Linked DNA regions of Mus musculus: all the other regions are linked to region 2. A link is a loop called in an ENCODE intact Hi-C map of the cell type or tissue named here. Cell type or tissue: heart. All regions are shown on one strand.

What was found. Peaks named below come from ENCODE experiments on the same cell type or tissue, not always from the same donor. Only the 100,000 strongest peaks of a DNase experiment are listed, where the experiment ranks them.
Region 1: a loop joins it to region 2, with 2.2 times the contacts of the local background. A loop is called at or near these places in 2 of 42 quality-filtered maps.
Region 3: it touches region 2 in a loop (3-fold over the local background); 2 of 42 quality-filtered maps call a loop at or near these places.

What each region holds. Positions count from the first base shown.
Region 1 is chr13:46,520,451-46,528,450 of GRCm38, forward strand. It overlaps Cap2 (CAP, adenylate cyclase-associated protein, 2 (yeast)), which reads left to right. Exons shown (of 13, transcript NM_026056.4): 2 at 4,965-5,086. The coding sequence starts at 4,966. Among named protein-coding and RNA genes, the nearest start is that of Cap2, 23 kb to the left of the region's middle. In heart, no CTCF peak of the experiment used is centred here; DNase peaks (open chromatin) are centred at 2,521, 3,041 and 3,461; H3K4me3 peaks cover 673 bases; H3K27ac peaks cover 3,972 bases.
Region 2 is chr13:46,567,677-46,575,676 of GRCm38, forward strand. The region is part of intron 4 of Cap2 (CAP, adenylate cyclase-associated protein, 2 (yeast)); the gene reads left to right. Among named protein-coding and RNA genes, the nearest start is that of Cap2, 70 kb to the left of the region's middle. RefSeq lists an enhancer at 3,644-6,673. In heart, no CTCF peak of the experiment used is centred here; DNase peaks (open chromatin) are centred at 3,615 and 4,515; H3K4me3 peaks cover 1,083 bases; H3K27ac peaks cover 4,638 bases; H3K27me3 peaks cover 750 bases.
Region 3 is chr13:46,498,290-46,506,289 of GRCm38, forward strand. Cap2 (CAP, adenylate cyclase-associated protein, 2 (yeast)) reads left to right here and starts at 3,614. Exons shown (of 13, transcript NM_026056.4): 1 at 3,614-3,922. LOC115488182 (a long non-coding RNA gene) reads right to left here and starts at 3,661. Exons shown (of 2, transcript XR_003950691.1): 1 at 3,576-3,661; 2 at 808-2,444. In heart, CTCF peaks have their summits at 3,853 and 4,534; DNase peaks (open chromatin) are centred at 3,772 and 4,322; H3K4me3 peaks cover 2,948 bases; H3K27ac peaks cover 3,181 bases.

The DNA.
Region 1 (8,000 bases), 47 kb before region 2:
AAGAGAAGGGGAAAGATGGGTCATTTTACAGCTCCTACAAAGCCAAGAGCTAGACCAGGTGTGGTGGCACACCTATAAACTCAGTTCTCAGGAAACTAAGAAGGAGAACTGGAAGTTTGAGGCTAGCCTGGGCTATATAACAAGACTCTTGTCTCAAAAGACAAAGAGACAAAAAAGGAAAGGGAAGAAAAGGATAGGGTGAGAAAATAAAAGAGGGGGAAAAAGAAAAAGAAAAACCAAGACGCTGTTAACAGTAGCGTTAGGAAACCAGAAGGGCCAGCAGAGAATCAGAGTGGCCCTGAGGAGCCAAATGTGACTCTCCGAGAACTGTGGCAGCGCGACATTAAAAAGACAAGATACAGGGAACTGTGTAGGCTTGAACGGCTAATACACACCTGTAATCCCAGAACTGGGGAAGCAGAGAGACAAGAAGATTGAGAATCCAAAGCCATCTTGGACTACGTTTGAGTGTGAGGCAAGCCTGGATTAAATAATGAGACCATTTAACATACAGGTGTGCCCTGGTGGGACTCAATGGATCACGCCTTAAAATGGAAAAAAACAGACAAGACGTAAATGAAATCATATTACTTGGAGATGAAGAGGTAATTGTCCAAAAAAAAAAAAAAATTGGCAAGGGTGATTGAAAATGATCATCCCTCCAGATGAAAAGATATAAACAGGAAACTGTTGTGGTTTTCTAAGAATTGCATACTAAGTTTTGCAGAAAGGTGGAAGAAAAAAAATAGTGTTTCTGCCATGATGAAATGAGTATTTGAAGACGTGGATAAGTCTAACATGCTCTGAACAATATGCAGTATATACATCACAAGATCAGTATATACATCACAAGATACCCTTCTGATAAAGGCAAAAGTTAAACTCTACAAAAGGAAAAACGTGGCGACATATGGAGTCAGCAGAGACACATATTTACAGGTGACTGAGTAAAGGACGTAAGGAGTAGGCATGCACTCTAAGAATATCACTCAGCTATTAAAGGAATAAAGTCCCATCGCCTGTGCCTAAATGGATGAAATAGGAAGAAATATCAAGTGAAGTCATCCAGATACCCCAAGATGAACCCCCATGCTCCCAGACCCTTGTGGGAGTTAAAAATATTAACCTCCAAGAAGGAGAGAGCTGAGTGTTGGTGATTAGAAGCTAGAGAGTGTGGGGGAGGGAAAGGAAGTGCTGGCATAATGGGTATGGACATGAATGAGGAACAGTAAGGGCCAATGTTCTGTAATTCAGGAACTGTACAGTACCACAACCTGTTATGCAATTCATAAAGAACCAAGAAGGAAGCTTGAAGACACAAACACGTACACACACACACACACACACACACACACACACACACACACACACTACACACACACACACACACCATTACTGTGTACAAGGGGATAGAAATGCTAACCATCCTGACTCAATCATGACTTAATACTGAGTTCCCATACCGTGTCTTTTAGATGATATGTGTGCTAGCTATATCATCTAAAAGAGAAAAAAAAAACCATATGGAATGGAAAAAATAAACAACAAAGGGGGAGTTTTAAATAAGAAAAGCAATAATGCATTAAGATGAGTTTCCCATTATAAAAGATACTCAATAGAGTCTCTAAAACTTCATTTATAGACAAGGAATGAAGATCAATATCAAGTATGGGCAAAGTGGTGTGTATTTGTAATAACTTCAGGAGGTGGAGCATCAGCTGATCAAAGCTAGCCTTGGCTACAAGGCTAATTGAAGACCAGCCCGGTCTACATGAGGACTCCCAGGCCAACCAGGCCTACCTATTGAGGCTTCGTTTTATTTGTTTGGTTTGGTTTTAAGAAATAAATTACCCTCAAACACAGTTTCTTAAAACAAACCTTCAAGAGGATGGAAAGTCAGCTCAATGGTTAAGAGCACTGGCTGCCGCTCCAGAGGGCTTGAGTCCGAGTCTCAGCACTTCCATGGCAACTCACGATTGTCTGTAACTCCGGTTCTAGGGGATTCAGTGTCCTCTTCCAGCCTCTGTGGGCATCAGGCATGCACATGGTACATAAACATGCACGCAGGCAAAACAACCATAAATAGTAATTAATTTAATTTTTAAAACTTTAAAGGTGTAAAATATAAGAATGTGACCACATTTTCCTCCGGTCTGATGAGCAATAGGCAGTAGGGACTCACCTATAGGGTGCCCTCCACAGGGACAGGGCGGCTAGAATTTTGGAGAGCCATGTTTGAGCTACACCATCTGACCCAGACTCTTGAGTCTTCAGTTGTTAATCTGGCCTCCTGTTCTACCTCTGATTCTTAGACTCTCTGTCACAGCTAACTCTCTGATTCTTAGACTATCTGTCACAGCTAACTTGCCCCCTCACCCTGTTCCACTGGCCTCCTGTCCAAACGCTTCCATCTGTCTCCTTTGCTCAGACCCATTCCTCACCAGACCCTCGTGTTCCCATCTGCCGTGGCAACCCTCTGCCTCTCCTCAGCCTCCTTCTTCATGCCCAGCTCCTGTCAAAAGTTGGCTAAGTGTGTTTTGAAATGCCAAGGCAAATGGGCTGGAATGCGGAGAATCTCTGGCTGTGCTTAGTCTTGAAAGTCTGCACAGCAGCTGAGGTCAAATGTGGAAAGACTTAGAAAGTTTGAGTAGACATACATGGCTACCTCAGACCCCATCAGTCACCCTGGACAAGCTAATGTGGATCCCAGTGTCTCCCTTCTTTTGTCTCTTACAGAGTGCTCCTAAATTTTCAACCTATAGGTATCCTTCCAGCCTCCTCTAAGTGACCTGTTTTGGTCTCATTTGAAGCTGTGACAAGACTTTCTGACTTTACATGAAGTGGCATCTGAGTGGCATTCCACAGCAATCTGCCTCGCCCCGCAGATTGATAGGCTGAGTCCTGCTGTCTCTCAACGTGTGTGACACTCACTGTTAGATAGCTTGAGATTGGAACCAGTTGAGGAGTCTGATTAAAAGCCCCAGGCTGGGAAGGCAATCCCAAGTGTGAAATTTAACAGGCTCTCCCAAAACAGCTTGTCCTGATGGAGGAGAGCCAGAGGTGGTTTGGGAAGCTGGCTAACAAAACAGATACATATCCCTGCTATCAGAGACTTGGTCCGTGGCAGTAATGTTTGGCAAGTTGACCAACAGGGAACCTAGATAAGTGAACAGATGGACCGCTAATAAAAGATCGGAGGGTCTTTCATCATTTCTCAAACGGCCCTCGCCCACCTAAGAGATACCCAGTTCCCCTGAAAGAAGATTATGTAAAGGATTCAATTAAATCCTTCCCTCCTTCCCACCCCACCCCCACCCCCTTCAACTGCAGTGGAATCAGAAGCTCTGACGTGAAGAGGAAAAGAATAGCTGAGCAACTTCTAATTTTGCAACCCCTTGGGATTAGATGCTGGATTCAGCCGTGCAGAGAGTCCTGTTCCATATTTTGAGAGCGCTGCCGGCGGCAGCTTCCAGAGCGATGGGTTTCCAAAATAGACCACGAGTTCTGCGTCCATCTCTGACTACTGATATTTAGTTGCTGAAGTACAAAGCCAGGCGTGTGGTTAGATGATGTTAAGCTTGCGTTTGGAAACTGTGGTGACCTGATCATCGTATTTAAACTGAGAAATGCAGAGACGCACATTCTCCTGGCTTCCAGGGAAACTCTTGAAATATTCACACATCCCAAGGTGACACAGCTCATCCTTGCTCCAGGGCAGCTGTGTCCATGATTTTCGGAAGCATGCCATCCCTCCCTTGCTCACAACGATGCTTGGGAAAGTTCCTAAGAGTGGAAGAAACCATAGGCTCTGGCTAAAGCCGGCATGCTTTATTCTCTCTGTGGTCGCAGACTGATTTCCACCGAAGGTAGTCATAAATAAGTGAGATACAGCTCTCAGATAGTAATAAGTTAACTGAATTCAGTTCACAGAGGACTGTGTAAGGTCCAGGACTAGTCACGGGACCTACACACTTGGTTAAATATGTGTTTGGAAACAGAAAATGATGGGGGTGTGATTCCCTTCTTCATCCCCAATGCCTCGATCAGCTTCCATCTCTATTCCAGCCTGAGTAATGGATAACTTAAGACCCAGCCTCCAAAAGCCAGCCGGGCCAATACTAACATGTGCCTAGATGTAACCAGCAGCCTCCACAAGGAGAGTAACCACCTTTAATATTTTAAATGAAAACCTCCGTAACTCAGAATCATTATAACGGAAGATAATTTCACCACAGAAACACTGATAGCAAACTGGTAATAAATAATACCCAGAGGGGATGGTATCTCCCTGCCTGCTGGACAATACACAATTCTAGAAACTCACAATTTCATACAGTGAGGTGAACAAGGATTTCCAGTGGGTTTAGAGTTGCCCTGGGTAATCATGCTTTAACATGGTGACTATAACTAATTGAAACGTGTTCCCACCACTTAGCCTCATATGCCTTGGTGATATTAATTTGGGGTTATGTGTTTGTGGCCTTTAGGTGAGTGCTGAACAAAATCGGCATCAGGCAGCAACATTGGAGTAATGGGAATTATTCCCCAAAGCAGAGAATAATGGAAAACTAGGTAATGTTTGCATCCAAGATTTTGTAGTATATATTTTTTTTAAAAAGTCATTCCAGGTATGGTGTAATAAAAAGCGTATGCCTTTAGTCCTAACACTGAGGAGACAGAGGCAGGTGGATCTCTGTGAGTTTGAGGTCAATTTGCTCTACATAGTGAGTTCCAGAACATCCAGGGCTACATAGAGAGGTCTTCGCTCAACAAACAAGCAAAGAAAGCAAATCACAAACCAAACCCTGAACTGAGAATGTTCCGTTTCAGGCATTCTCATGGCGGGAGGTGATGGAGTCTCTTCCTGTGATGTTTATCTTCTCGTCTACCTACCATTCAGTGGGATGGTGTCAGTTTGCTGCCTCTCCGGGATGCTCACATAATCTCCGTCTGTGTCTTTCTAGAATGACAGACATGGCGGGACTGATGGAGAGGCTGGAACGTGCAGTCATCCGGCTGGAGCAGCTGTCTGCAGGGTTAGACGGACCTCCCAGAGGCTGCGGGGAAGTGAATGGTGTCAATGGAGGTAGGGCCACCACCTGATGTCATTACTGGTCTTTGTGCAGTTCACTTAGCCCTGCCTTCAACAGGTTTTCCAAAATCTGACTCCCACTTCCTTCAAACCCCTTCTCCTTCCTCTGGGTGTGAGCACCACCTTAACCAGAGGCAAGCAGCCTTGGGGAAAGAACATGAAGGGATTCGTTTTCTTTCTCCCACAAAGACAGGCAGGTTTTATGAACCAGCTTCCGAAAGCAAATTTTAGAAGCTGCAAGCCATAGTCCACAAAAAACGATCGGCATCTGTGCCTCCCAAGAATGCAGTCCACAACCAAAGAGGTGTTGTTCTGTTTTAATGTGTAACCGTATCGTTGAAGGAATTATCAAAGCCAGGACAAGTGTGCTCCATTAGAAGGCACTGAAAGGGATTATGTAGGTTTTCACTCCAAGGCTGAGTCACTGCATTTGACCACTGCAACTTGAACTGAAGCTTGTCCCAGGTTAAGCCAGTGAGGGAGCACAGTCATGACCAGAGCATGTAATCTGACCTCTGAGCATCCCTAACTAGTAGGCCTCTGGTGGGGGGCGGGGTGTACAAGTGCTGAGGGCGGAACCCAGGGTGCTTTTTTGAAAAGAGCTTTTGGGTTGGAGAGATGACTCTGTGGGTAAAGGTGCCTGCCACACAAACCTGGTGACCTGAGTTTGATCCCCAGAACCCACGTAAAGGTGGAAAGGGAGACCCGGCTCCACAGAGTCACCCTCGGATTGCCGTCTGTGTACTGTTGCATAGGTATCCTACACACACATTATGCACACACACACACACACACGCATACATTTTTAAAAAAAGATTTTTTTTTTTCAAAATTTGTAGGATCAAAAATTAAAAGCTAATAATTTTCTTTTAAGCCAGGAGTGGCTGATGCATGCCTTAATCCCAACACTCAGAAGATAGAGATGGCAATCAGGAGTTCAAGGCTAGCTTCAAGTACAGATCTGTCTTAGTTTGGATTTTTTGTTTGTTTGTTTGTTCGTTTTTTTTTTTTCTTTTTGGTTTTTTTTTTTTTGTGTGTGTGTGAAGAAACACCATGACCAAGACAACTCTTAAAAAGGAAAGCATTTAATTGGGGGCTGGCTTAGAGTTTCAGAGGTTTAGTTCATTATCATCATGGAAGGAAGCAAGGAACATCAAAGTGTCCAGACAGACATGGTGCTGGAGGAGCCAAGAGTTCTACTTCTTGATTTGAAGGCAGCCAAGAGGAGACCAGATTCCACATTGGGTAGAACCTGAGCATAGGAGACCTCAAAGCCTACACAGTGACACACTTCCTCCAACAAAACCACACCGCCTCCAATAAGACCACAGCTCCTAATAGTGCCACTCCTTTTGGCTAAGCTTTCAAACACACGAATCTATGGGGTCCATACCTATTCAAACGACCACAATATCTAACTTGAGGTCAGCCTGGGTTACATGAGATTAAAATAAAAAAAACAAAACAAAAAACAAAACAAAAAACTCTGACAGAAAAGGAAAGGAAAGGAAAGGAGAGGAGAGGGGAGGGAAGGGGAGGGGAGGGGAGGGGAGGAGGGGAGGGGAGGGGAGGGGAGGGGAGGAGAGGAGAGGAGAGGAGAGGAGAGGAGAGGAGAGGAGAGGAGAGGAGAGGAGAGGAGAGGAGAGGAGAGGAGGAGAGGAAGAAGGGAGGGGAGAAAGAAAAGAAAAGAAAAGAAAAGAAAAGAAAAGAAAAGAAAAGAAAAGAAAAGAAAAGAAAAGACAAAAGAAATCCAACAGTAAATAGCAGGTGATCCATATGGCAAACTTTAAGCTATTTTAAGCTATCTACAAAGAACTTCCAAAATGGAAATTCCGAATTTCCCAACTTTTGCATGAGCTGTGCTGCATGGTACGTAATTGCCTTAAACATCTATTCGTTGCTCATCTAAAATTAAAATTTCACATGGTGATCTGTGTTGACTATGCAGTTCTATTCCTGACCTGTGTGCACACGCACAGCCTCTCTGACCTGTTTTAAATGCTGCCAGGCTTTGGGGAGCTGGGAAAAGCCTTGGGCAAGAGACCACATCAACACCTCTTTCCCCAGGAAAGATGTGCCTTGCTGCTTCTGGAACATGGGGTGTTTGGGGACCTGTGTGCCCTATTACACGCCACAGAACAGAAAATACTGTGTGAACTTGAAATGTACTGGCTCTGTCTTCCCTCTGAACATGATAAAAACAAAGATGGGCCAGAGTCTCTCTTACAGACAATCTAAGATGCACCCGCGGTTCCTTCTTAAGCCCTTCCATTGGTGCCTGGACCTCATAAACCTCATTTCTATGGCAATGTCTTTCCTCTGTCTCCAGCAACTTGGTCTCATTATGTGCTGGACAGTAAGTGGCTGCAGACATTTCCTTAAGGTCTCTGTCCTCCAGTAAGAAGCCTATAAATGCATAAATTAAAGTTAAATTCCAGGAGATAATAGGTATCTAAATGAACAGGAAAAGCCAATTATTTAAACCTCACACAGTCAAAAAGGTAGCAGACAAAACCAAATGTTTTCTTTACTTAGAGAGAGAGAGTTGGAAAGATGGCTCAATGGGTAAAGAGCTTGCCATGAAGGCTGAAAGATGGGGTTTGGTCCCTGAGAACGCATTTAGAAGCCAGGCCTGTAACCCCAGCACTGTGCACAGAGGCAGGGAATCTGAGCTTTGGGTTCAGCGCGAGATCTTGCCTCAATACCTAAGGTGGACAGTGGCCAGGGAAGCTCCCTCACACCATCCTCAGACCTCTAAGTGCAAAAGCACAGGCGTGCACACCCACATATGAGCAAAGCTGTTCACACGCATGCACATATGGGACATGTACATATACACACAAAAAGAAAGACGTGCCATGAGGGGGGGGAAGGCTAAATAAAACTGGAGGACACAAAAATTTTATTA
Region 2 (8,000 bases):
ACCATGGAGCTGTGTCCCCATCCCTTGGACTTGTGTGTTAAGCTGAAATAGTGCCTTCGTCTGCATAGACAGAGATTTAGGATTTCTTCTTTCCATCTCATTGCATGCACAGACTGAAAACTGAGAAGAGAAAGGAGGCTCAGAGCCCCCTCTGCTCAGCTCACCTTTCATAAAGATTCCCAATGCCTGGAGCACTCTTCAAATTTGTTAATATTCATCCATTTTAAGCAGAGCAAGAAAGCCTTGCAGGCAGTAGCCTTGGGGATTCAGCTAATTATTTGGGATCATGAGAGGTACAGATCTCCAGGATTGAAAATACTTAATAACCAATGACAAATGCATGCAGAGGTAGATCTATTCTGCTTCATTTAAACATTATATAGTATATGTGTATATGTATATATGTGTTGAAATATCATATTTTACCCAAAATTAGGTATAATATTTATGTTCTTATATATCAATTAAGGAAATGAGTGTGTGTGTGTGTGTGTGTGTGTGTGTGTGTGTGTGTGTGTGCTTGTGTTTATACTTGGGTGTCCATTTTCTTGATACAGTTTCATAGAAGCCAGATTAATTCTGAGTTTGCTATGTAGTCAACATTTGCCTTGAACTCTTAATTCTCCTGCCTCCACTTCTCTGGTGCTGGGTGTCCTAAATAATACCAATCCCAGCTCAAAATCTGAAAGAGTATTCAAGACCAGAAACTTTGGACTTGGCCCACCCTGACTTGACTTCCAGGTCTTGTACACATTAGCTCCACTAATCCAAATATGAGAATAATAAACTCTCTCATCTCTTCAGCTGTAAGGATCTTCTGTCTTTTTCTAAGTAGCTACTGGAGAATTGACCTGGCTAAATCCACCAGATGTTTCCACTGAGCCACTGTAGCCAAACTAACTTGTCAAGTAGTCCACCTGCAATACGGCCAATTAAAGCTTCTAAGCTGTGCTTTTTCATCTTTGAGGTATGAAGAGTAATCCCTAGAGTTATGAGGATTCGATGAGAAAAAGCAGGAAAGGGTCAGGTGACTTAGAGAGAGCCCAGGGTTAGTCAGTATAGTCCAACCGTTTCAGCAAGCAGTCACCATATCTCAAAAGCTTACCGGAGTAACCCTTTCCTTCTCAGAGAAGGTCTACTCTGGCGTTTGTTATGGTTCATTCTTTGGTCATTCAAGGAGTGGGCATCTTCTCTCTTGAGTCCTCCACCACTGTTAGATCCTTAGCTCTGACTTAGGTGAGACGATTACAGGATTACTTCCTAGAGTATTTTAATGGGCTGGGCTGGGCTGGAAGCATCTTAGGTCATCTTCATTTAGACTGGCTATTCCTAGTTGCAAAACAAAGTCAGAAAATTCAATCCACTGGGATGCATAGAAGGAGGAATTAACGGCTTTTCCCGGCATCTAAGACTACCAGAGTAGATCTCTTCATCTGGCTATAGAGAAATCTTTCTCAGAGCACAAGTGCAGTTTTTTTTTTAAGACTTACAAGAATTTTCTAGGCTAAAAGGGCATTTCCCCAGCCATCTTGGGGGGAGAAAAAAAAAAGGCTTTACTCTTCGTTGCTTTTCTCATTTCTAACAAAATACCCAACAAAAGCAACTTAAAGACAGATTGAAGGATTTGTTTGGCCCCCAGTCTAAGAGTGCAGTTCGTCATGTGGGGGGTGGGATGAGGAAGGGATGTCAGCCAGTGGGCATGTGGGGTGAGAGAGCTACCCATAGCCAGGCTGGGTCTCCCCTTCTCAGTTAAATCCTTCAATACCTTCACCTATACTCCTAACATGGCGGCTCCTAGGTGACTCCAAATCCAGATGACAATGAAAATTAACCATCTCAGCTTTTAAAAAAAAATCCAACAGTTGGATGTGTTTGCTGCATTTGCACATGCGTAGAGCTGTTTCGATGCAAACACTTCCTAGCTCCTTTCACACCATGTAGTTGAGTCCAGCCTCATTTGCCCGTGGTTCACCGGGGCCATGAGAAGTCACATAATTGCCCAATATTTCATAATGCCGAAGTAGTCATGTGGCTTTGATCTCAGAGCGTGTCTGGGGTAAATTACTTGGTGTTAGTGGCAGGTCTGGAAATTGTAAGGGAAAAAGCAAATGACTGAACAAGGCCAAACTCTGCAGTGTGTCTGAAGTTCATGCCCAGAAAGCGTCATGGCGTAGCTGCTGAGTCTTCTTGAAGGACTTAGCCATGATTAGCTTCATTAAGTTCTGCTGTCAGGGCCCATGACCAGACAGTAAATAAAATTAGGATAATTTTTGGTGTGTGTGGGGAGAAGGGAGAAGGGGGGACAGGGGGCATGTCTCAGTGATCATGCTAGGCAGGCTGTCTAGCCCCCAACACTGTGACAACAGGTACACAGCACCATAGCTGACTGCTTCCTGAGTGCTGGGAGGGGGTAGGGGAGTGGGGTGATGGGGGTGTGGGGAAATGGGGGGCTGGGGGGTTAGGGGGTAAGGGGTGGGGTGCTAGGGGGCCTGGGTGTGTGTCTGAGACCAGCTACTCTTGTAGAGCTGTTTCTATACAAACACTTCCTAGCTCCTTTCACACCATGTAGTTGAGTCCAGCCTCATTTGCCCGTGGTTCACCGGGGCCATGAGAAGTCACATAATTGCTCAATATTTCATAATGCCGAAGTAGTACATGTCAGGCACTTAACCAAATTAGCTGTCTGTCAGCCCATATTTTAATGGACTTCTAAATACATAATTTTTACATTTATTTTGAAAACATTTTTTAAAAAAAAAAAAGAAAAGAAAAACTGTAAGAAAAAAATTTTAAATGTAAAACCCTGTCCGTATCTTCTCTGCGCTATCCTGCTCAATTGTCTTCATTTCATAGTGTGGCCTGGATGGACCACTCTGAGGTGTAGCTACTCAGAATCTAACCAGTGGCTCCTTTTCAAATTGACACAAGATGCTCACTTCATGAATGCATTCCCTGTGTGACCAACTCAAAGGCACCCGAGGGCAGTAACGCATGCTTTAATTTCTGTAGAAACATGCAAACTAAAGCTAAATAATATATATATATACAACAGGTCAAAAATTTGTCTTCCTGATAGAAGGCTGGGTAATATTTGGTTTTGGTTTCGTTTGAACCAAGTTTCTTGCAGTGTATTCTCGGCTGCCCTGGTACTCACTATATATACCAGCTTAACTTCTAAGTCATGGCAATTCTCCTGCCTCGGCCTCCCCAGTGCTGGGATTACAGGCATGCATCACTGTGCCTGGCTTAGCAGCTTGGGTTTTGTAACCAATAGCCTTATGGGTAGTGTTCCATGTTGTAGACAGAGAAATAAGGAAAGGAAAGGTTGACTTTGCTTTTCCTATTAGTTTTGCTGCACACGGCGTGAAAAGGACCTAAACAATTGCACAGGGGCTCATGATTGAAGGCTGCCGCCCACATTGGCTAGAGATGCGGGCGAACGAAGACTAAAACGCCCTAGAAGGAAAAGAGACATGTCGGTTGTGTGATAGCATCAGGGTCTGCTGGAGTTGACAGCCCGAAGCTAAGCAGGCAGGACTGAATCCCAACAGGAAAGCTAATCGCTGGCTTATCAGGATGCGGGGAGGAGGCTGATCCAAAAGCGAGCAGGTGCTGACAGTCTCTACCCAGACTGTTTGCTTTAGCAGCATAAAGTGGTGACGAGCTGTGAGCGCTGACTGGGACTGGTAGCTTTATAGCTATTTGGAAGCTCAGGGCTGTGGAGGCAGAGAGGATTTGCTAAGATCCTGTCCTGCTGAACTGTCACTCAGGGTGGCTTTGTTGTTGTTTTCGATCTGATAAGGCGGCATGAGCTCATCTGCCTTTGTGTAAGACCTGAATCAGATAAAGAACGGCTGTCCAAAGGAAGTGAGGTGATTAGCACAAACTGCGGATCTGGGCGATTATCTGAGGGGTGAAGGGTTCAGGGAGAAAGAGGTTTTCCTTTGTTTCAACTATCTCACTCCAAGTTTGTTAGAATTTCAGACCGCAGTTGGTGATAAAGGCCAACCAAGGGATAAAACTGCATTTATTTGACTAAGATGATTTTTCGTTACCCTTTTTGTTTGTTTGATGTCAAGATAACTTTGAATTCTTTATAAAATAATTATCAGCTATTTACCATTCTTTACTGAAGAAGAAGAAGAAGAAGAAAAAAAAAAAAAGAAATGGCCTCTTGCGGGCCATCGTAGACCCGATTTAAAAATAAATAAATAAATAAATAAATAAATAAATCGGGAAGGTTACAAGACCACTCTCTTAAGACCTGAATCAAAAAAATCAGATTTTAAAAAGAAGTTGCTGACTCATTCACCAAAGCTTAGCTGCCCTGGAAGAGCCATTTCTTCAGATCTGCTTCTTGGCTCCTGCTTCAGCAAGCCATAACTGAAGTGGTCCTCTCTGGACAGAGCTTCCATCTTCTTACAACCCTGTGTCTGTGAACCCTGCCAACGAGGAGAAGGGAGTTCCAGCTGGCATTCCGATCTGGATCCGCCGTCATAAATTAGCTAGCCAGGGCACAGTCCGTTACTATTTATGGTCATGTTCTATATTTGTATGTGCTGGGGGATGAATCACATGACCAGACCACCATTTGCTATCGGTGTTGACGTATACCAGCCAGGGAGGGTCTCACCGGAGTTTTCCCCATACCATGCTTTTCGTCAGCTCTCAATGGAAAATGCAGCTCCTTTGAGTACTAAAGTTAAAAAAAAAAAATCATCCTGAATAAACTTTATATAATTGTCTTCCCAATGAGACAGACTGCTGTACATGCAGCAAGCTCATTGAGATGCACTCTGCCTTCCAGAGAGTTTCACAGATACGTTCTCAACGGTGCCAGGAGAATGGAGACCAAAATTCCTTTTACATGTTTTTTTTAACTTATTTCCTGACTTGGATGCTAGAGGCTCCTCATACCCATTTGTTTGGGGAAGAGAGAGAGAGAGAGAGAGAGAGAGAGAGAGAGAGAGAGAGAGAGAGAGAACATCTCAAACCGGTTGAGAGAGAATTTTTGACCGTGGACAGGGGCGAGAGAGAGAGAGAGAGAGAGAGAGAGAGAGAGAGAGAGCCTATTAATTAATTCTTTCCCTTTCTGTTCTGCACGGCTTTTCTCCCAGCATAGCTTAATATTTAGTTTCTGGTGACAAATGCCTCGAGAATGTCCCCCAGATTTGATACTTATTCCCTTTTGTAAACAATAGAGGAAAAAAATGTCTTTTGACAGATCTTATGAATTACTTGCGGTGGGAGTCATGCCTCGGTGTCTGGAATCACTTCTGAGATAGATGCTCCCGTAAGCAGTTCCTCTCCATCTCTGCAAGTCTCTGTTCAGACTCCAGCCCTCTTTAATCTTCAACCCAGCAAATTTCTTCTCTAAGCTTTTTTTTTTAAACAAACAGCTATTGGATGCTTGCTCTGACAGAGTCAGTGCCCTTGGCACTTGTACATCATTTATTATTTCATTTGTGCGATTATTGTTCTCTGTGAGAAAGGGATGTTGGTAGTGTGATTTTCACGGTCCATTCAGTCCCGTGTTTTGGACTGGTGAGATAGCTTAGCCAGGAAAGGCGCTTGCTGTGGGACCTGATGACCTGAGGTCTGTTCCTGGAAGGAGAGAACTGACTCAAGCAAGCTGTCCTCTGAAAACTTAGAGCACATGTGCACATGCCTGTGCACACATATGTGCACACCCCATCACCAGCACCCTCATTCACTAAGGAACATATTAGTGCCCTTTGTGTGTATGTTTATGTTGATGCATGTGTTTGTTTACATGCATGTGGGAACCAGAGGTTACCATAAACTCTCGTCCCCAGTTCCTCTCCACCTTATTTAGTCTGTGTATGGACTGAGTGTGCTGTGTGTTTGTGTGTGTGTGTGTGTGTGTGTGTGTGTGTGTGTGTGTGTGTGTGTGTTAGCATGTATAAGGGAGCATGTGTGCGTAAATGCACATGAAGCCCCAAAGGCTAGTTTGATATCAGATGTCCTCTGCCGTGTCTCTCCTTTCTGAGACAGGGTCTCTTGCTGAACCTGAACTTTGGAATCCAGCTGTCCGGCTATCCCTATCACTGCCCTCTGAGTACTAGGATTGCAGACACACGGACATATCCAGCCACTCTCATGTGCTTAGTGGCAATCCCACCTCCTGTCTTCATGCTGGCAGGATTTTATCCATGGTGCCATCTCCCTAGCCCTCCACCTTATTTTTCAAAACAGTGTTTCTCATTGCCCTTGTGCTCCTTGATTCTGCTAATCTGACTTCCCTGCCTCCAGTCCCAGGGCTACAGATGATAGTATACTATGTATCCACACCTCACCTTTATGTAGAAGCTACAAAACACAAACTCAAGTTCTCTGGTGCTATAAACATTTTATGGACTAAGTCACATCCCCAGCCCCTTATCTGCCTTTTGATGCTCTGTTATGGTAGCTTGAACTTCCTGGGCAGCTAGGTTGGTAGTTAACACTTCCTGTGTCCACACTAGTGACTTGTTCATGTGTCGTTTGGGAAACATCTCCCAGTTAAGTGTTCTGTGCACATTTTTTTTCTCTCCTCCACAAGACATGCTAGGAGCTTCAAGTACCTTTCAAGCTAATGTGTCTTTGTTGTTATGACACACTGTGGTCTTAGCAATGTTCGAGTTTAATACAAAGATGACTCAGGCTCCTGGTCACATTAGATTGGTTTAAAGAATAAAAGCTGGGTTAATGAGCCACAGTGGCTCAGGCAGGGAAGCGGAGCAAAGTGACATTTTTATTTAGTATCATCCAGTTGCCCATTAACACACACACACACACACACACACACACACTCACACACACACGTGCGCACACAAAGGAAAAGTGATGTCTGGAGGTTTATTTGGTAAGGCTTGAAATACAAGTTGGGGTACAACTGGCGAAATTGTAGCCACATAATAGTCACATAATTTGAGCCTTGAAAGAATGTTGCTCACAGGAATTTAGGTAAGGGAGAATAAGAAGGACAATCCTGTGATGTTTGGAAGGCCCTTAAACTCCAAGATGACGATACTGTCCCCTCTTATGAAATGAGAGCCTCTGAGGGTGCCGTGGAATGACTCTTCTAGAGGAAGAGCGCTAAGGATGACAAATGATCGCAAGCAGATTTGGGTGACAGATGTAGCTCAAGCACTGGGTGATTATAGACTATACATTCTGGGAAGCACATTGCTGATTAAATTCACAAGGGCTGTGGGGATCCAGCTGGCCTGATATTTAAATGCTATAGGGGGGAAAAGGTGCCAATTAAGGGGTTTCTTCCCTGTGAGGAGTCTTCATGTAAATTGTGAAAGATGGTGCTTTTCTTGTGGCAGTGAAATTGTTGTAAGTGTCCCATCTCTGACCTCCCGAGCAGGCAATGGTGCAGTTTGAACTACAGAAATGGCATCAGAGAACTTCAGTGTTTATTCCATTGCTGTGCAGATGGGCTCTCTATATGGAATAATGGCCAGCACATCGCACAAATTGGATTTAAACGAGTCAAACAACGGGGGGTTCCATCATTTTCTTTGGCCGAGTATCCTAGAGTTGAATTTGGACAGGATTCTTCTTGGAAAGTCATAAATTGGATTATCTTTGCCCGCTGGGAAAGGGCTATAATTTGAAACTTTATATTTTACCAGCTGGAAATAAAGCACAGAGCAGCCCAACTCCACATCATAAAACCTAAGATACAATCAAACCTTTGCAATGAGGGAAGATTGCTCTGAGTCCTAGACATGGTTATAAATATACTAATCAAGTTGGCTATTTGGAGGTTCTAATATATCGTAGCTGCATATTCTCACATGGAAAGTCGTGGGCTGGGGAGATGGCTTCAAGGATAAACGACTTGCTCAGCAAGGTCGAAGATCTTAGGTTGAACCCCAAGACCCTTCATAAAGCCAGGCACAGCAGCAAACATCCATAACTCTGGTAATCCCACGGAGGATAGAAGGTAGAGTCAGGAGAACACCTAGAAACTTGTGAGCCAGCTAATC
Region 3 (8,000 bases), 69 kb before region 2:
AATAACACCATGAAGCCCTGCAGTACATTGGCAACATGCTCTTTCGGTCTTTCGGCTCTAGAAAAGGCAGGCATGTTACTGGAGAGACAACGTCATTTTCTTGGCCTCCTTGAGGACCAGGAAAAGCCATGGGGAAGAACACCGTGTTCGTTGCATGTTTTTATTTGCCAGGGAGAGCCCCTGCCAGTGAAGCAAAAGAGATTGTGATCAAACACTTATGGCCAGTGGTCCAGTCTCAGTGGTCTTAGTAGCCATGAAGATGGGACAGGAATCACAGAGAGACCTGGTCACCTAGAATAGATTCTTCTGAAGGAACACTCTGGAATCCAGGGGCCCTCTCTGTCTCCATGGGCCATCACGACTGCTCCTTAGCTGAGAGTATTTAAAAAGACTCACTTGCTCTCCATTTAACACACCCCTAGGAGGGGAGAAATTCTCACCAAGCAAGTTCAACAGTGGTTAGCAACCTACAAACCAGCCCTACACACGTAACCCGCCAGAGTCAAATGCTCATACCTTCCAAAATACCAGAGGCCAGACTATTAAAGCATCAGAGACATTGAAGAGGGGGAATCCTGAGTGCCTTGGCCCTCTGGGCTGGGATCAGTGCTCTCACAAAGAGATTGGCAGGAGGTGTGTAGCTCAATACACAAAGGTGCTTGGTGCTGAATCTGTCACCCTCTCTATCCCTAGGCCCCGTGTGATGAATTAAAAAAAAAAAAAACCTCCTACAGTTGTCTTCTGACCTCCATATATGTGCTATGACACATGCATGCAAGTACATACCGCACAAAATAAATAAATAAATCTAGTAGTAACATTTTTATTAAAAACAACAACAATAACAGTCTATGAGGAACACTCATCTCTTTTGCTCCTCAACCATGAGAGGGCACACCATTTATCTATCCCCTTTTTGCCTGCCCTATCTGCTCTCCACTATGTGAGCAAGGGTGCCTGCCAGCCTGGAAGCCAAATACTAGTCTGCTGGGTCTTACAGTCCCCCACCTCCAGAACCACAAGAAATACATTTCTATCGTTTATAAACCATCAAATGGGCATGTTGTCAAAGCACCCGGTTTCAGGCGCTCCTTTACAGCACACAGAAGACTAAGACAAGACCTCAGGAGACCCTAGAAACTACAGAAGCCTAGATGTGTGTGTGTGTGTGTGTGTGTGTGTGTGTGTGTGTGTGTGTGTGAGAGAGAGAGAGAGAGAGAGAGAGAGAGAGAGAGAGAGAGAGAGAGAGCAGATGTTTGTGCATATGGTTGCTATGGAGGTCAGAGGACACCCATGAGCTTTGTTCCTCAGGAGCTATTCATGCTCTGAGACAAGGCATCTCTCACTGGTCCGAGGTTGTACAAGTAGGCTAGTCTGGTGGGCCAGCAGACTCCAGGGATCTGCATGTCTCTGCCTTCCCAGCCCTGGGATTAGAACCATATTAGAAGTGTGCACATTGTATATGGGGTCTGAAGAGCATGCTTGGTTCACCAAGCTTGCAAGGTTAGCACTTTGCCAACTGAGACATCTTCCCTCCTCCAGGCTGAGTTTCAAGGTGCTGGAGTCAGCTACTACGTTGAGATTCACAGAAAAAAAGTTCATTCAAAACTTTTGTCCTATGTAAAGAAGAACAGACGTTAGAATAGGGCTGAACACACTGAACATGCTTCATTCGTTCTTCTCTTTGACCACCACACACAAACAAGACATTGCAATGCACCATTTACATGGCATTTATAACATATCCCAATATGTAATATTGTAAAAACTGTAAAGCCATCTGGATGCGATCAGAGTGCAAGAAGGTTGCAGAAGTTTGTGACCACACATGCCATGGCCTTTTATAGAGCAGTCTTACACATCTTCATATCTTGATATCTGCAGCAGGCCCTGGGACCCGTTCCCCAGACACAGAAGGACAGCTGGGTTAAGTAGCAAGAAGTGTTGGATTAAGTTGTGGATAACTGTGGACGCTGGTGCATCGAAGGTATGATGCATGCCTGTAGTCTCAGCATTTAGGAGGTGGAAGCAGAAGGATTGCTGTGAGTTTAGGGACTTAGAGTTTTACGCCAGCCTGGCCTGTATCCTTGTCTCAAAAGCCCAGTATATGTGTTCATTCAAAGCACATGTGTCAGCACAAATAATAAGCAGGTCTCCATTTACTCCAGACAAAAGAGAGTCAAGAGGTGCCTGCTAGGCATGGCTCCACAGTTGTGGGCTTTTGACAACACCAAGAGCTGAGTTAAATGTGATTTTTAACATCGACAGTTGTGGTAGTTTGTATGTAACTGGCTCCATTAGGCCCATAAGGGAGTGGCATGATTAGGAGGTGTGGCTTTCTTAGAGTGGGTGTGGCCTTGCTGATGGAGTCACTGTGGAGGTTGGCTTTCAGGTGTTATATGCTCAGGCTATATCCAGTGTGGTATGCAGTCTCCTCTTGCTGTCTGGAGATCAAGATGTAGAACTTTCAGCTGCTTCTCCAGCACCATGTCTACCTGCGTGCCACAGGCTTCATGCTATGATGATAATGGACTGAACTTCTGACTAATACCCAACCCCAACTAAATATTTTATTTTATAAGAGTTGCTGTGGTCGCTGGGCCGTGGTGGCACACGCCTTTAATCCCAGCACTTGGGAGGCAGAGGCAGGTGGATTTCTGAGTTCGAGGCCAGCCTGGTCTGCAGAGTGAGTTCCAGGACAGCCAGGGCTACACAGAGAAACCCTGTATCGAAGGGAAAAAAAAAAAACGAAAGAAAAGAAAAAGAAAAAGAAAGAGAAAAAGAAAAAGAAAAAGAAAAAGAAAAAGAAAAAGAAAAAGAAAAAGAAAAAAAAAAGAGTTGCTGTGGTCATGGTGTCTGTTCTCTGCAATAAAACCCTAAGACAACAGGGAACATTGGCTTTACCAGAATCCCCTTTACTACACAATTTTGAGAGTTTGCTTTTTGAATATCTGTAGGGCCAGGCATAGTGGATCTGTCCATTAATCCCAGCACTCTGGAAGCAGAGGCAGGAGGATGTCTGTGAGTTCAAGAACAACCTGTTCTACAGCAAGTCCCAGGGCAGCTAGGGCTTTGTAGGGAGACACTTTCTCAAATTTTAAACAAAAGAACATAAGCTATTACATTTCTCTCTCCCCCTCCCTTCGTCTGCAGCTTTTCCCCTTGACAATCATTCATTCAGTGAAGAGCTTTGTGTCCAGTATTCCAGACTCAGATGAAAATCGAAAATCGATCCTCTCTGTCTAATTATGCTAACCAGAGAGAAACGCTTCCAGTTTCGTCAGCATAGACCATACATATATAAAATAAGGGGCAGTGTCTACAAGTAAAACAGTTGCTGGAGTAGGCCGGCCAAGGATTCTACTCGTTTCTAAATAATCAGATGACTTTTTAAAGTTTCTGTATATAAGTTACTTGCCCCAGATCTACAATCTATCTGAAGAGATACATGCATTTGCTCTCCTTTATCCTTTTCTTTGAGTTGGAGGATATTCGAGGTGCTCCATTCTCCCTCTCTTTGTGCGGGTCACTATGCAGCCCTACCCACCCCCAACCCCCTTCAGGGACCGCCAGACCTTTTCAGAGCTCTTTGCAAACCCGCAGGAGGAGGCGAAGGCATTTCCTGCTTGCACCGGCGATCGCCTCTGCCCTCCTATCTCTCTTCTCCCACGGCCCATCTGTGTCTCCTCTCTGCTCCCTTCCTTGCCACCCCCGCCCTCGGCTGGGTGCTCCCGGCCCCTCCCGCGCCCGTCTGTATTTGGAGCTGCCGGAAGCTGCGGGCGACTCTCCCCGAGAGCAGCGTGACCGACTCGGGCTCCCGTGCAGGGGGGAGGCGGAGGCAGCACCGGGCCTGCGGGAGGAGGGCGCAAGTGGCCGGAGCCGGCTTTGCATCACCGAAGCCAGGACCTGAGCTCTACAGCAGGTCAGGCTGGAACGCGGAGGGGGACGGGGGGGGGGGGGGCGGCGAGGAGAATGGGGGGCTTGCCTGGACACCCGGCACCCAAGGCCGGCGCTCTCAAGTTGCGCGCCCCTGGTAGGGTGGGAGATGGCCAGGGCGCGGGGAAGAAAGGCGAAGCAGACTCAGGGATCTGAGGCCACCCAGATGTGAGGACAAGGGAAGTGAGGACCGGAGATGTGAGGATCTGTGATGCGGGGATCTGACACTGGGGCAGTCCTCATCTGGGTCAGCTCAGCCCAGCGCTCCAGCTGCTCGCCTGGCGCTGAGGACCGCGAGTTTCGGGCTGGAGGGCCACCTATGGCCTGCCCGCCGACAACCACCGCACCCTAGGCCGGTCTAACTTCAAGGGGTCTCCACTGCTCTGCTTTGAGCTTTCTGAGGGTTCCCGGGTGGGTGTCATTGAATTAGACCTCGCCAGTGCCACCTCAATCCGAAGGTGCTGGAAGGAAAGGAAGGGACCTGGCTTCTCTGCAGAATCTGACTTGAGGCCATGAGTCACTTCTAAAAAATGCACACGCAACTGATGCTTTGAAGGGACCGCTCTGAAAATGGTACCCCTCAGCAGCTCTCTGACTGTCCCATAGGGGGTTGTTTGTGACATCAGCAATCTTGTCGTCATCTTTAGGCGGATGGCCCGCCATGCACATGAGACTATTTATTCTCATCAACACCACAGAGGCTGTGCATTAAGTCATGTCGGAATCCAGGCGTTCTTTATGTGAGTTTGTGCTTTTAGGACTTGTATTTAGAATTAGGTCTAAAAAGTTTACCAAGTGGAGGTGAACTTTGTACAGCCAAGACTTGCGTCTTGGCCTGAGTAATCAGGAGAAGGCAGAAACAAACGGAAAAAAAAAAAAAAAAGAAAAAGAAAAAGAAAAAGAAAAAAGAAAAAAAGGGGGGGGGGAGTTTATCAGAATTGCTTGCAGAGAGAGCACTGCCTGTTCGTTTGGCTGCTTGGTTTGTTGGTAGACAGAGCTTTGCCATGGAACCCCAGGCTGACCTCAAACTGTTAGCAATCATTCTGCTTCCGAGCTGAGATTACAGGTGTGCTCCTCTGCTTCCGAGAGGCGGACTTACTCTGTACCCAGACTAGCCAGGAACTCGCCATTAGCCCAGGTTGACTTCAAACTCACAATCCTCCTGCTTCCGGCTTCTGAGTGCTGGATTACTGGTAGGCACTGCCACACCTAACGAAGGTGTCTCAGAAGTCTTGCTGACGTAGCTGGGACCACTTTGTGGAAAGTAACAGTGGTGTCTGTCTCACCTTTGGAGTGACTTCGATTTGCTGGGGTTTTGTTAGAATACAAGCCTGCTGAGGGCAGGGAGGGGTTCGGGGTGGTTCTGCGTGGTTAGGGACTGAAAGCTGGTACAGAAAGCTGGTGGAAAGAATTAATTCGATCACTTGCAGTCAGAGCACGGTATCTTGACAAGACTGTACCTTTTTTTTTTTTTTCTTAAGAAAAGACTTATTTCTCCACGGATCCTCGAATCTGAAAATCCTTAATAAAGTTAGGCTCAAGTGAGACTCAAAGACAAAGAGGAAAAAAAAGAAGCTGACTGTGAGAAATGATAGTGACCAACCAGTTCTGCAAGCCGGAAGTGGGGTTTTCCACAAGACATTGTTTAGCTTGTTGGAATGACGGGAGTGTGGGGTTCCCTAACTTCCTGGCTAAAGAGCTAGATGGTAAATAGGGGCTCTGCAGCCCTCAAGGTCGACTTAGTAACTACTCAGCTTGGCTATTGTAAATCGAACGAGGACGAGGAGAATATGGAGAGGACTGTACCGGCGAGTTTCATTGTGTTAACAGATATGAAATTTGAAATTTAGTTGATTTTCACCAGTAGCAATTTTTCTCCTCTATCACACACACTCACACACACACTTGCACTCACATACATGCGAGCATATCCACTCACACACCATACAGACATACACACACCACAAACACATACATGCATACAAGCACACACATACACATACAAACACAGGCATATGTGCACATACACACTTAGTTTACAGGAAGAAGGTTGAAGGAAACAGAAGAGAAGTAGTTTAGGGGTTTGTTTGTTTGATTTTTTTTTTCCTCCTGAAAGTAGAGAGCATCTTCCCACCTTGGGCTAGAGTCTCAGACGGCTAGATTCTCCAACTGCTTGAATTATGCCCAGAAATTAAATACTCACAAGAACAACATTAACTTACTTTTGACACAGTGGTGTTTTATTTCCTTTTGAATATCTCCTAACATATATCTTTATCCCAAGGTTTAGTTTTAGTCTTGATTCATCAATTTTGTATTATACATCAGAATATGCTGAGCCTAGATAAGTTATGAGCATCAGATTTAAGGGAGCGACCATGAACTTACTGCCAAGTGTAGATGCGGGCATGAGAACAAAAGAGTTGTAAATAGGTAACTCTCAAAATATAATGTGTATACACACACACACACACACACACACACATGTATATACATAAGATCAAATATATGATAAGAGATTCAGGTCCACAATATATAAACAGCCTTTCTAATTTGTTAATAAAAGATGGTCTAATATCAAAGTGTGCCAAGGAGGACAGATGAATGGCCATTAAAGCTGTGGAAAAGAAAAAATGCCATGCTGGGCGTGGTGGCGCACACCTTTAATCCCAGCACTCGGGAGGCAGAGGCAGGCGGATTTCTGAGTTCGAGGCCACCTTGGTCTACAAAGTGAGTTCTAGGACAGCCAGGGCAGAGAAACCCTGTCTCAAAAAAAAAAAAAAAATGCCCAACATCCTTTTTTGCTTTTTTGTTTTTTGTTTTTCAAGACAGGGTTTCTCTGTGTAGACCAGGCTGCCTCCCAAGTGCTGGGATTAAAGGCGTGTGCCACCACTGCCTGGCTAATGCCCGACATCCTTATTCCATCAGGTAATTGCAAATCAAAACCACAGTGAGATCTCATGCCAGACTGACTAGTGTGACTGTAATTAAAAAATCAGATCATCCCAAGTGCTGGTGAGCATGTGGAGGAATTGCAGCCCTCAAACGCTGCCGATGGGGATATAAAATGATGTGTTTAATTTGAAAAAATCCCGGTTCCTTCAGTGACCTCGCAATTCCACTGTTTAAGTCTACATTCAAGAGAAAGGTGAAGACAACCATGGCAAAAAGACACCTATCCACGGGACTGGCAGTGTAGCTCATCGGAAGAGCATTTGTGCACCGTGCACAAGGCCTGGGGTTCAAATCTCAGTCCTGCCTCCAAAAATGAAATTTAAAGAGGGACCATAAAAACTATATACACCGAGCCTCGCTGGTGCTAACAATGCTAACAGCTAAGAGATGGAAACACTAGGGAGGTAGGGGAGGAAACCCATCTACTGATGGGTAGGAAAATGTGGTCCATCTGTGCAATGGTGTATTATTAAAAAGGAAGGCAGAGCTGGCTCAGTGCTTGTGGCTCAGTCATGAAAACCTGAGTCTGAGCCTCAGCACCCACCTACAAACCCTGTGCAGTGGCTTGTGCATGGGTTCCCAGCAGTGGGGAAGCAGATACAGGAGAGTGACTGAGGAAGACATCTGACATTGACCTCTGACCTCTGTGTGCACATAGGTGTGTCTACAGAAAGGGGTGCCATACTATGAACCTTGAGAGCATCCTGCTAAGTGAAAGAAGCCACGTAATGAAAAAGACCACATAATGCAGGAAACCACTCCTGGAGCACTGTTTCTAAGAAATCTTTATGAACAGATCAGTTATTATTGGCTAGGATGGGGCAGGGGGGCTGCGAAAAGACTCTGGAGTGTCTTTCTTCTACTTGATTAGTTTCTTTGAAACAAGGTTTCTCTGTGTAGCCCTGGCTGTCCCAGAACTTGCTCTGTAGACCAGGCTAGCCTTGTACTCAGAGACCCACCTACCTCTGCCTCCCATGCTGGGATAAAAACTGTGGGCCATCACCACCGGCTTTTAGTGTATTTTTAAATACAATATTTTTATTACTTTTAAAATTTTTCATATATGTTTACAAAGTATTTTTTTTACCACATTCACCTTTCATTCCTGT